Regions from separate parts of the Homo sapiens genome. Here region 2 is linked to region 1. Evidence: chromatin contacts called from ENCODE Hi-C or POLR2A ChIA-PET data. All regions are on one chromosome and are shown on one strand. The core of a region is the stretch at or near the end of the contact, and the rest is flanking DNA. Distances in the headings are between cores, read along the strand shown.

Region 1 (6,298 bases), core at 2,049-4,548:
CAGTGCATTCCAGCCTAGGCAACACAGTAAGACCCTGTCTTAAAAAAAAAAAAATCAATCAGCAATAGGGTAGTCATAATTTTAACAATGAAATCCAGTTGCTTTGAATGCCTCAAAGATTCTAGTTTAAGCCTGGCTTGCTAGGAGGCATGCATCCTGGTCCCCTCCTCCTAGGAACTCCTAGTTTGTGTGAGGTGATACCCTCTCATGAGTAATGGTCAACACTGCTGCAGCATTATTGGAGAGGAAGGTGTCGGCATGCCCCTTCTGGACAGCAGCTGGGTCAGCCCAGGGCTTGGCAGCCAAAACCCCAGCTCTTTCCTGCCACCTACTAGGGTTGGTGGATCTCCATCTCCAATACGATGCTGTTTGCATGGTCCTTCCCTGTTTACAGAAACTCCCCACAGTTCTGTATGTATGCTAAACAAGTCGTGTCTACAAAACCTGGCTGTGATTATTTTCTCATAATCTGGGCAATGAGCTCAGTCTCTGGAAGCAGGAAGATCTGGGGCAAATTAGCTGCCCTTGAAACTTTGGGTACATAAAATGGATGATAAAATCTGCCGTTACATAATGAGACTGAAGATCTGAGATGACAGGCCACCATTCTGGCCCACAGCATGGAACACACTCTGCAGTTAGGGAGACCCAGGCAGACGCTGTTGCAAGAATCTTTATTTGCTACAGGCAGTGGATGGATTTAAATGTATTTGGAACTAAGAGTAGGATTTAAATGTATTTGGAACTAAGAGTAGGCCCTAGAGCCATCAGTGTTTATGCCTTACCTGTATTTTCTGGGGTGGAGATCATTTCTAATCCTGGGATGAGGATGGAATATAATGATTAGGGACAGTGTTTAGAGCTTATTCTGCCACTTAGCAATTTGTGATCTTGGGGTCTTGGCGAGTTCCTTTGTGACAATGGTGACAGTAATGGCACCTGCCTTTATTAAAGGGCTCTTGGGAGGCATGACTGACACCCGGTGTGTGGCCATCATTGGCTGGGGCTCTCTCCAGCAGATCTCCCCAGATCTGCTTTGACACCCCAGGCCTCTGAGCTTTCTTTAGGTCATGAGTATGTCCCTTCTCCTTGCTTCACGTTCTCCTCAAATGAAGCCTGGCAACTGTGTCCCTGGCCAAATGATCAAGAGGGATGTGGGACAGGACAGGGCTGAGGACGAAGCCCGGGCCCATCCCTTCAAGGTAGCATCAGCTCCTTCATCAGCGACTTTTGGGGAGGGTCATGGGTCATCCCACCAGTTATTGATCTGCTTCATCAGACGGTGCCTCAGCCCTGATTGCTTCACTGTGTCCTGGAGGACTGAGAATTTTCCAAATGCGTGGCTGGAATCTCCTCTTTCACTCTCTCTAGTCTGGCTACTGTCCCTCTCCTATTCAGTGGACTGACCTGAGCCAAGTGGCTTAGAATGACACTGTGTTTTATTTTAACACAGGATAGGAGTTTGGCCCATGAGTCTTTTTTTTTGAGAAGGAGTCTCGCTCTGTCACCCAGGCTGGAGTGCAGTGGTGCGATCTCGGCTCACTGCAACCTTCACCTCCCAGGTTCAAGCGATTCTCCTGCCTCAGCCTCCCGAGTAGCTGGGACTACAGCCATATGCCAGCACACCCGGCTAATTTTGTATTTTTAGTAGAGACGGGATTTCTCCATGTTGGTCAGGCTGGTCTCGAACTCCCGACCTCAGGTGATCCACCCACCTCGGCCTCCCAAAGTGTTGGGATTACAGGCGTGAGCCACCGAGCCCGGCCCTGGCCCATGAGTCTTTTGTTCCAAGGGTGTTCAAGAAAAACCTAGATGTATCAACTAATACAGGCCCACAAAAGACTGACAGAATGGGAGCTTCACAGTGTAGTAAACTTTTCCCTCAAAACAAGCAGTAAGACTTTAAAGTACACTGAAGTTAAAGAGGGCACATGCAGTGTTTATTATGGAAAAAAAAAGTACAGAAAAATAAAAACGTCAACACTGGTTTGTGTGCAGAATCTGGGTAGAGGTTGATCTTCTTGGCCTTAAGAAGCCAAAATGAGGAACTGCATGGGCAGGGTCACCCACCATCCCCCTCTGCATATGGAGCTTTGTGCTAAGGCTTTCAGTGTGTAGAAGAAAATTTCAAGACCCTGGATGGGGGAAATCACCCCTCAGCAGAGGGGAGAGAACCAGTATTCCTAATGATGAACCGGGAGCTGTGGTGGTTTGAATAATGACAGCGTACAGATCTAATGATTTTAACTGTATTCCAACTCTCTGAGCATTGTGTGTGAAATATATGAGAACACAGTAAACCAGAAGAGCGCCTCATATTTACTCAATACTTTCTATGAGGCACCTTCATCCCCATTTCAGATGAAGCAGCTCGGACTCAGGGGGCTCCATCCCTAACCAGAGCCCCATGGTGGCTGTGTGGGGGATGCGCATGACAAATGCCTTCACACTCAGAGCACCACAGAGCAGTCTTCCTCCTGCCTCTCACTGTCCAGGTCATCTCGCATACTCTGCAAGGCTTTACATCACTGAAGACTTTTTTTTTTTTTGGCTTTAGCTGCTCTATTGGCTAGAACAACTCTTCTTCCCCAATTTCTTCTGTTATCTATTTTGGCAATTCATTGTTCAGGTTAAGAAGTGTGGAGTCACTGTGGAGTCCCCAACCCTGCATCCAATCTGGTAGCAAGTTCTGTTCTTCGCATCACCCTAGTCCAGGCCATGGCCTCTCTCACAGCGACTGCCCCGGGCAGAACGCCTACACTCAACAGGGGAGGGCTGCGGGAAGTGCCAGGAGGCACAAGCGAAGGAGGAAAGGTGGGGCCGGGGCTCCTGGCCAGATGGTGGTCTTGGGGAGGGTGGCACTGCATTCTACCCGCCGTCAAGCCGGCAAGGCCACGACTCATCCGTGCGATGCTTCGTCATCTTAGTTCCTCCCTGCACTAGCAAGCGCTCAGCCTCTTTCTCTGAAATTGGTTTCCGCCTTCCCCAGGGAGCTGTCACAGGATATGTTACTATCTGCCTGGGGATAAAAACCCCATCAAGGCACGACAGCAACCGCAGGTGTGAGGAAATTCAATCTCTAATGGCAAAGGCTCAAACACAAAAGCTAGAAGCTCACGTGGTGGCTACACTCCAGCAGCTCCAGGTGGGCAGAGTGAAAGGTGGCAGTAGCAGGCTGACAGGTGGTCCGCCTGGAGAGAGGCTCTCTGGTGAGACAGAGCAACTGGTGTCGGGATCCCGGGGCTGGATCGCTTGTCTTCAGACATTTGGTTGAATGCAGTGACCATCGTGCTGTCCCCCTCCGTCTCTGTCCTGTGGACACCCACTTCCTGTCTCCCATTCCTCACAAGCGCAGGCCTGCTGCCCACTGCCTGGCGGCTTCCCCACTCCCAGTCTCTCAAGTCTTGCTTCCTCTGCCTAACTGGTTCCCATTCCTGTCATCTTTGGATCTGGTGAGAATCCCAGGACTCCATGGGGGCTGGAGACAGCTCGTGGGCTTAGCTATTTTGGAACCTTCAGAGCCTCTGTTCGCCTGCAGACAGGTGGCGTGTTTTACAGGTTCTACTCAACAGGAAGAAGATGTCTTGGAACTTAAGAGAAAAACTGGTTAGGCAGACTCCAAATGAAAGGAACCAGAAGCGAAGCGGAGTCTGCCGCATGAATTCTTAAGACCTCAGGTTATCTAGGAAATCTACCGCACGCTAAAGTGCTCCTCCGTAAGTGCTGCAGTTAGAATCTTCACAGCCTCCCTGCAGGATGTTTGTATCAAGCACCTGCTAACCACTGGCTCCGTGCGGTAAGACTTCTGAAACCTGTAGTGACGAAAGATCATTGCGCTTGGGGCTGTAGGCTTTCGCTTGTCTTCAGACATTTGGTTGAATGCAGGCCTGTGTCCACCAGGAGCACTGGGCTTCTCCTACACCAACTTGCTTCTCAGCCTTCTCTTCATTGGCACATCCCGTCCAGTGATACAGGATCCCCAGCCCAAGCCTCTGCTATTTACAGCAAGGCCCAGAGTTACGGAGAGAAGGCTGTGGATTCTACTCTTGAACGCACTGTGGCATCCCTGCGTGACCTTGTGTGGGAATGGCTGCCACACCCCCTCCCCACAAGCCAAGCATGCTAAAGCAAGCCCTGCACAGACCGCAGGAGTAGGGGGTCAGGATGTCTGGTTTTGTTCACTGGGGGGCCCAGTGCCTCAAGCTTCACTGAAACATGACTGATTGCCTCTAACGGACAGGAAAGGGCTCTGGATTTCAAGGGAAAGGCTGAGGAGGAAACAGATGATGGCTGGAGCGGGAAGAATTTTGTGATGGGAGAGTCTCTGCGCATGAGACAGTTGGAATCTGAACCTGCAGAAATTTGAGTTTAGAGTTTTGCAGATAGAAAGCACCCTATACATTGCAGGGAATAGGAATAATTTCTGGATTAAAAAGTCTTACCTGGTTTATCCCTTCCAATAAGAGGAAGAAGCTTGAGTTGGATGACTCGATCTGCAGTGCTTCAGCTGACACGTGTTAGCAGCCATTGTCCTAGAAATGATTTCACTGTTGGAAACTGCTGAAGAAATGTGATTCGGTGAAGTGGGGGAGGCTGTCCTGGCCACTGTGCACTGAAGACCAGAAAGAGACCGAGATGGCTTCCTTCTGAGCCTGTACCGCTGACATAGCTCTGTAGAGAAGGGGGTTGTATAAATGATGTCCCTAAGGCATGTACTCCCATGTATAGACACGAGTGCTGCATTCCCAGGCTCTGACGTAAACGCTAGGCTTTACAAAACAGAAACGTACACACAACATGGGATCTGGTGAGCAGTAACGTGAGAGCTGCTAAGCAGACACAGCAGGTTCTATTTTTAACACTTGATTGGCAAAATGGAACTCCCTTCCCCTCCACCCTCACAGAGAACGAGTACTTTTGTTTTTCTTGTGGGTGACCTAACTTACCTGTTTACCCAAGGCCTGTGAGCCTGCTACAAAAGTAATTCAGACAGTAGCTTAGTCCCAAGCCACCGAACCGTTCCTATGCGGGGAGCTGTCACTGTCACATTCAGAAAGCGTATGCACTGTAATAACAGCAATGGAACACACTAGGCTTTGGACAGACTTTACTGTCATATCTTCATTAGCTCAAACTAGAAAAAAGAGTTATTAAAAAGCGGGAGTTCTAGTAACACACAGTCTCTTTGTGAGGAAAAAGGACTTCAGATCAGTGAGGAAGGAATCTGCTGAAATTTCATGAGCATGCCATGCCTAATGCAGCAGACTTCCTAGAAAACCCCTAAACCATGGTATTTGAGAAAACAGAATAAGAGGCGGACCTAAGTGTATCAGGCAGCGGGGAGCAAACGAGCACTGGAAGGGAAGTCTAATGTGTGCTTTAACTGCAGCCACCCACTCAACCCTCCGAGACGAGTAGAGTATTTGCTGTTTCTCTGCCAAAGTTTTAAGGGAGTGTTTTAAGGGCTTTGAAGATTAGCAACTGGAATCCAGGGTGCATTCACAGCCCTGTGTGGGTATTTCCCCCCAAAACCTGCACAGAAGTGAGAATGACAAAATAACGACGTTCCTTCTGTCTGGAATTTAATTTTCTTATGAAAACAAAGACAGAAAAATTAAAATGACCCACTGCCAGGATAACATTTCCTTTTTTTTTTTTTTTTTGAGATGGAGTCTCACCCTGTCGCCCAGACTTGAGTGCAGTGGCGCAATCTCTGCTCACTGCAACCTCCGCCTTCCAGGTTCAAGCGATTCTTCTGCCTCAGCCTCCCAAATAGCTGGGATTACAGGCGCCTGCCACCATGCCCAGCTAATTTTTGTGTTTTTAGTAGAGACGGGGTTTCACCATGTTGGCCAGGCTGGTCTCGAGCTCCCAACCTTGTGATCCACCTGCCTCGGCCTCCCAAAGTGCTGGGATTACAGGCATGAAGGATAACGTTATTTCTACCCATCACTGGCACTTGCCCTTAATCCGAGTCATTTTGGAGCCCCCCTCTCTGTCTCTGGGCCTGCTTAATTAGCTATATGCATCCTCGAGGGCTGAGAAGGAAGGAAGGGAGAGTCCGCAAGTGGATTTTTAGTCTTCACCCAATGCAGAGGCAGTTTTGAGTTCTGTGGACAGCAGAAGCTTCAGTTCTTTGATGTATCTATGACTGGGCCAGAGCTGCAGATGACCAGGTCTGGGGACAGACAGAGTCTTCCCATCAGTCTTCCAGAACAGGGAGGAGATGGCTGGGAGCTCTGTTTGGTACCAACAACCAAAGTGAAGATTATGTGACAAAGGCTACAAAGGAGTCATT
Region 2 (6,298 bases), core at 2,161-4,660, 340 kb after region 1:
ATCCACCTGAATCCGAGTAGGGCTCTGGGAAGCCCCTGCAGTGTGTGTTGCACTTAGTACTCAGCAGACTGTGTAGGCAAATACCTGCCTTCAGAGGAGATGATATAGAGAGGCAGCAAGTACTGTGTCCGGAATTGGTGGGTTCTTGGTCTCACTGACTTCAAAAATGAAGCCGCGGACTCTCGTGGCCAGTGTTACAGTTCTTAAAGGCCCCCTGTCTGGAGTTTGTTACTTCTGATGCTCGGATGTGTTTGCAGTTTCTTCCTTCCGGTGGGTTTGTGGTCTCGCTGGTTCCAGAGTGAAGCTGCAGACTTTTACAGTGAGTGTTACAGCTCATAAAAGCAGCGTGGACCCAAAGAATGAGCAGTAGCAAGATTTATTGCAAACAGCAAAAGAATAAAGCTTCCACACTATGAAAACGGGTCGGAGCGGGTTGCCACTACTACCTCTGGCAGCCTGCTTTTATTCTTATCTGGCCCCACCCACATCCTGCTGATTGGTCCATTTTACAGAGAGCCAATTGGTCCATTTTACAGAGAGCTGATTGGTCCGTTTTGACAGGGTGCTGATTGGTGCATTTACAATCCCTGAGCTAGACACAAAAGTTCTCCAAGTCCCCACCAGAGTAGCTAGATACAGAGTGTCCATTGGTGCATTCACAAACCCTGAGCTAGACACAGGGTGCTGATTGGTGTGTTTACAAACCTTGAGCTCTATATAGAGTGCCGATTGGTGTATTTACAATCCCTTAGCTAGACATAAAGGTTCTCCAAGTCCCCATCAGACTCAGGAGCCCAGCTGGCTTCAGCCAGTGGATTCCGCACGAGGGCCGCAGGTGGAGCTGCCTGCCAGTCCCGCAAGGTGCGCCCGTGCTCCTCAGCCCTTGGGCAGTCGATGGGACTGGGCGCCGTGGGGCAGGGGGCAGCACTTGTCGGGGAGACTCAGGCAGTGCAGGAGCCCACGGGGGCGGGGTGGAGGTTGGGGAGACTCAGGCTCAGGCATGGGGGGCTGCAGGTCCCGAGCCCTGCCCCACGGGGATGCAGCTAAGGCCCGGCGAGAAGTCTAGCACAGCAGCTGCTGGCCCAGGTGCTAAGCCCCTCACTGCCCGGGGCGGCGGTGCCGGCCGGCCGCTCCGAGTGCAGGGCCTGCCGAGCCCACGCCCACCTGGAACTCGCACTGGCCCGCAAGCGCTGCGCGCAGCCCTGGTTCCTGCTCGCGCCTCTCCCTCCACACCTCTCCACAAGCCGAGGGAGCCGGCTCCAGTCTTGGCCAGACCAGAAAGGGGCTCCCACAGTGCAGCGGCGGGCTGAAGGGCTCCTCAAGTGCCGCCAAAGTGGGAGCCCAGGCAGAGGAGGCGCTGAGAGCGAGCGAGGGCTGCTAGCACGCTGTCACCTCTCACTGGGGGGCCAGGCAGTCCTGCTCTTATCCCAAGTCAGTTTCCCACAGGAGGGATCTGCCCAACCTAGTGCTGGCTTTTTCAAGTGCTTCCTTTGCATATTCTAAATCAACTCAAAATGGATTAGAGACTTCAATGTAAGACCTGAAATCATAAAACTACGAGAAGAAAACACAGGGGAAAAGCTTCCTGACGTTGCAAACCGTACATCTCATAAGGAGGCAATATCAAGAATATATACGGAACTCATGGAACACAGTAGCAAAAAACAAATCACCTGATTGAAAATGGGCAAAGAACCTGAACAGATATTTATCAAAAGAAGACATATAAATGCCCAACGGGTGTATGAAAAAGTGCTCAACAGCACTAATCATCAGGGAAATGCAAATCAAAACCTCAATGAGACATCACCTCACACCTGTTAGAATGGCTATTATCCAAAAGAGGAAAGATAACAACTGTTATTGAGGATGTGGGGGAAAGGGATCACTGTACACTGTTAGTAAAAATGTAAACTTGTACAGCCATTATGGAAAATAACATCCATCCACAGATGAATGGGTGAGGGAAACGTGTCTACGCAATGGAATATTATTCAGCTCCAAAAAAGAAGGAAATCCTGCCATTTCCAACAGCCTGGATGAACCTGCTATGCTAAGTGAGATAAGTAAGCACAGAAAGACTAATACTGCATGATCTCAGCCTGGTACAGTGGCTCACGCCTGTAATCCCAACACTTCAGGAGGCTGAGGCAGGTGGATCACCTGAGGTCAGGAGTTTGAGACCAGCATGGCCAACATGGTGAAACTCCATCTCTATTAAAGATACAAAAATAGATTGTGGTGGTGCACGCCTGTAGTCCCAGCTACTCGGGAGGCTGAGGCAGAATCGCTTGAACCCAGGAGGCAGAGGTCGCAGTGAGCCAAGATGGCACCACTGCACTCCAGCCTGGGCGACAGAGCGAGACTCCACATCAAGAAAAATAAATAAATAAATAAATAAATAAATACTGCATGATCTCACTTATATGTGGAATCTAAACTAACCAAACTCATAGAAGCAGAGAGTAGAGTAGAATAGTCGTTGCCAGGGACTGAGGGTTGGAGAAAACGGGGTGTTGTTTAATGGGTATAAAGTGTCAGTTATACAAGATGAGTAAGTTCTGGAGATGTAACGTACAGCGTGTAACAACACTCTGTTGTATACCTGAAATTTCTTAAGAGAGTAGATCTTAAGATCCTTAACCACCCCACCTCCAAAAAAGAAAGAAAGTGGTAACAATGTAAGATGGTGGGTGTTTTAGTTTGCGGTGATCATTTCACAATGTGTATTAAATATCCGGTTGCCCACTTTAAATATATACAATGTTTACTTTTCAAGCATATTCAGATAAAGCTGGGGGAAAACAAACAGCTTTCTGGGGCCATTGTTTGCAGACCCCTGAGTTAGGGCATTGTGTGATGGCTGGGTCAATTTCACTTCAGCATGGTAAGAGGCACGTGACAAAAACTGGCATGAAAGGGGCTGTTGGAACCAAGGGGCAGGAAAGGGCTGCCCTATAGGATCCGCCAGAAGACAGACCGGCATTTCACGAAGTGAGCAAATTCCGGAGGAAATAAAGGATTTCCGTTTTAAGGGGTTGGGAGGCAAGAGAAAAGGCTGAGAGGGTGTGTGTGTCTGAAATGGGGTCTCTGGGTGAGAAAACGTGTGAGATAAAGTGCGAGGCTGGAAAAACGCGCACGTGTGCAGGAGGCGGGGATCTGCTGCACCGAGTGTGCACATTTGCACGAACCGTGGGGGCGTCTGCGGCTGTGGGTGGAGAGGAAATCCTGGATCACACATCTGAGAGAGGGGGTGTGGGTGGGAGTGGGAGAGTATGTAAGAGCGTGGGTCGTGACAGGTGAGGGACTTGTGTGTGCAACTGTGCGTCCTGCGAGAGTGAGGAGGTCTCGGACTGAGGAACTGCGTTCAGTGCTCAGTGGTGAGTTCCCACGCAAGAGCCTGGGGAGTCAACCAGAAAGACCCGCACGCGGGGCGGGCCCAGCGACCTCGGGCGCCATCTGCTGATTACCAGACGCCACTACCTGAGAAAGGCCCCTCCAGTCTCCTCATTGCCCAGCTGCGGACCCTAAGCTGAGCCATAACCGTCCTACCAACCCACGTCAGCAGAAGAGCCCAGTGGGAGGGCGTGTGTTCACTTCTGCTCCTCTGGGCAAAGACGCCCAGGTCAGAAACACCCACCCGACCCTCCCACTACCCAGAGACAGCCCCACCTGCACAGCTCAGAGCAGGACCACTGACCCTCTGGCTCTCCGGTCATATTTGCTATTGAAGACCAGAATAAAGTATTTTTATCAGGATTGAATACATGACTCATGAATGAATAAATTCATTCTCCTTACATATCGGTTCCTATTGAGAAATATGGTGGCTAGAATTTATTTCCTCCGGAAAGAGGAATAAATGTGGAGCCCCTGGGTTTGGTGCTATTTATTACCCATTTCTCTGATGTTGTAAGAAAAGAGAGATTCAGAAGAAATATCACATTTCAGCCCCGAACTTACGTAGCTTGCTGCCGTTCTAGGTGATTTACTTAGATTGGCTTCTGCATTTTGACAAATGAGGAAATTGGGAGAATTAAAGCCTCTGGTTTTAAAGCCTGCTGCTGGGTCAAGTAGAACTGTGACTTTTATTTTTTTTTTTTTAGACAGAGTCTTGCTCTGTTGCCCAGGCTGGAGTGCAGTGGCACAATCTCAGCTCACTGCAACCTCCACCTCCCGGGCTCCCTCAGCGATTCTCCTGCCTCAGCCTCCCAAGCAGCTGGAACTACAGATGCCCACCACCACGCACGGCTAATTTTTGCATTTTTAGTAGAGGTGGAGTTTCACCGTGTTGGCCAGGCTGGTCTCAAACTCCTGACCTCAAATGACCCACCCACCTCAGCCTTCCGAAGTGCTGGGATTACAGGTGTGAGCCACCGTGCCCGGCCCAGAACTATGACATTTTGTTTTTGTTTTTCTCTGTTTCTTTGAAAAGAAATGGAGTGAAGGTGCAGAGATATGAGATAAATTATTTAAACACATTATTATTATTGTTGTTATTATTATTATTATTATTATTATTATTATTGAGTCGGAATTTCACTCTTGTTGCCCAGGCTCGAGTGCAATGGCATGATCTCAGCTCACTGCAACCTCCACCTCATGGGTTCAAGTTATTCTCTTGCCTCAGCCTCCCAAGTAGCTGGGATTACAGGCATGCGCCACCACGTCGGGGTATTTTTTTTTTTTTTTTTTTTTTTTAGTAGAGATGGGTTTCTCCATGTTGGTCAGGCTGGTCTCGAACTCCTGACCTCAGATGATCCACCCACCTCGGCCTCCCAAAGTGCTGGGATTACAGGCGTGAGCCACCGCACCCTGCCTTAAACACGTTATTAAATCAGTAAAATGAAGGGCCTGACAAATAAATGACCACTGAGCTAGGATGTAGAAGACCAAGGCCTGGAAGAAGGGGAGTCTGCCTCTTCTGTCACTGGTGAGCTACGACCTTCCCTGCAGGCACACCCTACGCTGTCCTTCAGGCTGGCTCTCCATGCCCTCGGGGGCCTCGGTCCAAACATCTGGACAAAGGCCCTATGAAAGGACCTCTAACAAAATATTTTCCACCATATTCAGCTAGAGTTGCATGTTTTTCTATTTTTCCTAATGAGAACATAGGACTTGAGAACTGATCATGTGTCTTCGCTTTAATTTGAAATGATCAGAATAATCTGAAAAAAACAGAACTATTGTCCAGGAAATGAGAGAGAACTGAATTCAGTCACTTAAATATATAATCAAATCCCTTCCCCAGCCTTCCCCCACATGTGCTGGTTTTTTCATTCTCACTCTTCAAACTGATCACCTATTAATCATCTAAAACCACAACAAAATGCTTTTGAAAACTTTTTAAAAAGAAGTGCATCTCATTTTATGTAAGTTGTGATGTAAGAAAAATAGTAAGATTATAAAAATATTTTTTACTTTTGATACAGTGACTAGCAAAGGTAAAAAAAAAAAAAAAACATAGGACATCGAAGGGTCAATTCATTGTCTGGGAAGAGGTTTTGGATTTATTTACCAAGCTTCTAAACATGGATCTTCCTAATCATAGAGAAAAAGCCCTTTCAAAGCAGTTGTTGTAGGCCGGGTGCAGTGGCTCAGGCCTGTAATCCCAACACTTTGGGAGGCTGAGGTGGGTGGATCACCTGAGGTCAGGAGTTTGAGACCGGCATGGCCAACATGGTGAAACTCCATCTCTATTAAAAATACAAAAATAGATTGTGGTGGTGTACGCCTGTAGTCCCAACTACTCTGGAGGCTGAGGCGGGAGAATAGCTTGAGCCTGGGAGGTGAAGGTTGCAGTGATCGCGCCACTGCACTCCAGCTTGGGCGACAGAGACTCCATCTCAAAAGAAAAAAGTGTGGTCTAGTGAGGGTGATTTTAAACTGATTAGGTTTAATTCATTTCCTTGATCTAAATATGAAGTGTTTTTACTCTGTGAGCAGAAAGTTTTTGAAACTAGTTCATGAAGGTGAGTCCAGTGGTATTTTTCTTTTTTACTTCTCAGCCTTCTACGAAAGGCAAATATAAGACAGCAAAATCCAAAGAATGGAGTTATTAAGGCTGCAAGTGGAGTCCGAGGCCAGTTCCATGCCAGGCATGGTGCGTGCACTGAGAGACAGGGATCCTCTGCTCCAGGAGCCGAAGGCACATGCTGTTTTGCTTACTACTGAACTCTACTACACATTTAAAGAAGAACCATTACCAATCCTACTCAAACTCTTCCAAAAAACTAAAGAGGAGGGAACACTTCCAAACTCACTTTACAAGGCCACCATTACCCTGATACCCAAACCA

Evidence for each region. A loop is a pair of places that touch in the nucleus more often than their neighbours do. ChIA-PET counts read pairs that join two places held with the same protein, here RNA polymerase II (POLR2A). Pooled maps may share reads with other maps.
Region 2: a map with no recorded cell type shows a loop between it and region 1 (2.0-fold over the local background). The contact joins two enhancer-like sites. A Hi-C loop is called at or near these places in 1 of 168 maps with a recorded cell type or tissue (CD4-positive, alpha-beta T cell), 1 of 37 single-sample maps with no recorded cell type and 1 of 50 pooled maps. POLR2A ChIA-PET finds 5 or more read pairs at or near these places in 1 of 52 experiments (activated naive CD4-positive, alpha-beta T cell).

Annotation. Positions count from the first base shown.
Region 1 is chr12:120,756,949-120,763,246 of GRCh38, forward strand. It overlaps SPPL3 (signal peptide peptidase like 3), which reads right to left. Exons shown (of 11, transcript NM_139015.5): 11 at 5,562-6,298. Among named protein-coding and RNA genes, the nearest start is that of ACADS, 34 kb to the left of the region's middle. RefSeq lists a silencer at 6,150-6,298. Within about 2 kb of position 3,299, at least 10 of the 41 ENCODE cell types and tissues checked have a DNase peak (open chromatin) inside an H3K27ac peak, as active enhancers do.
Region 2 is chr12:121,092,666-121,098,963 of GRCh38, forward strand. LOC105378258 (a long non-coding RNA gene) reads right to left here and starts at 330. Exons shown (of 4, transcript XR_007063492.1): 1 at 1-330. RefSeq lists an enhancer at 419-920. Within about 2 kb of position 3,411, at least 4 of the 41 ENCODE cell types and tissues checked have a DNase peak (open chromatin) inside an H3K27ac peak, as active enhancers do.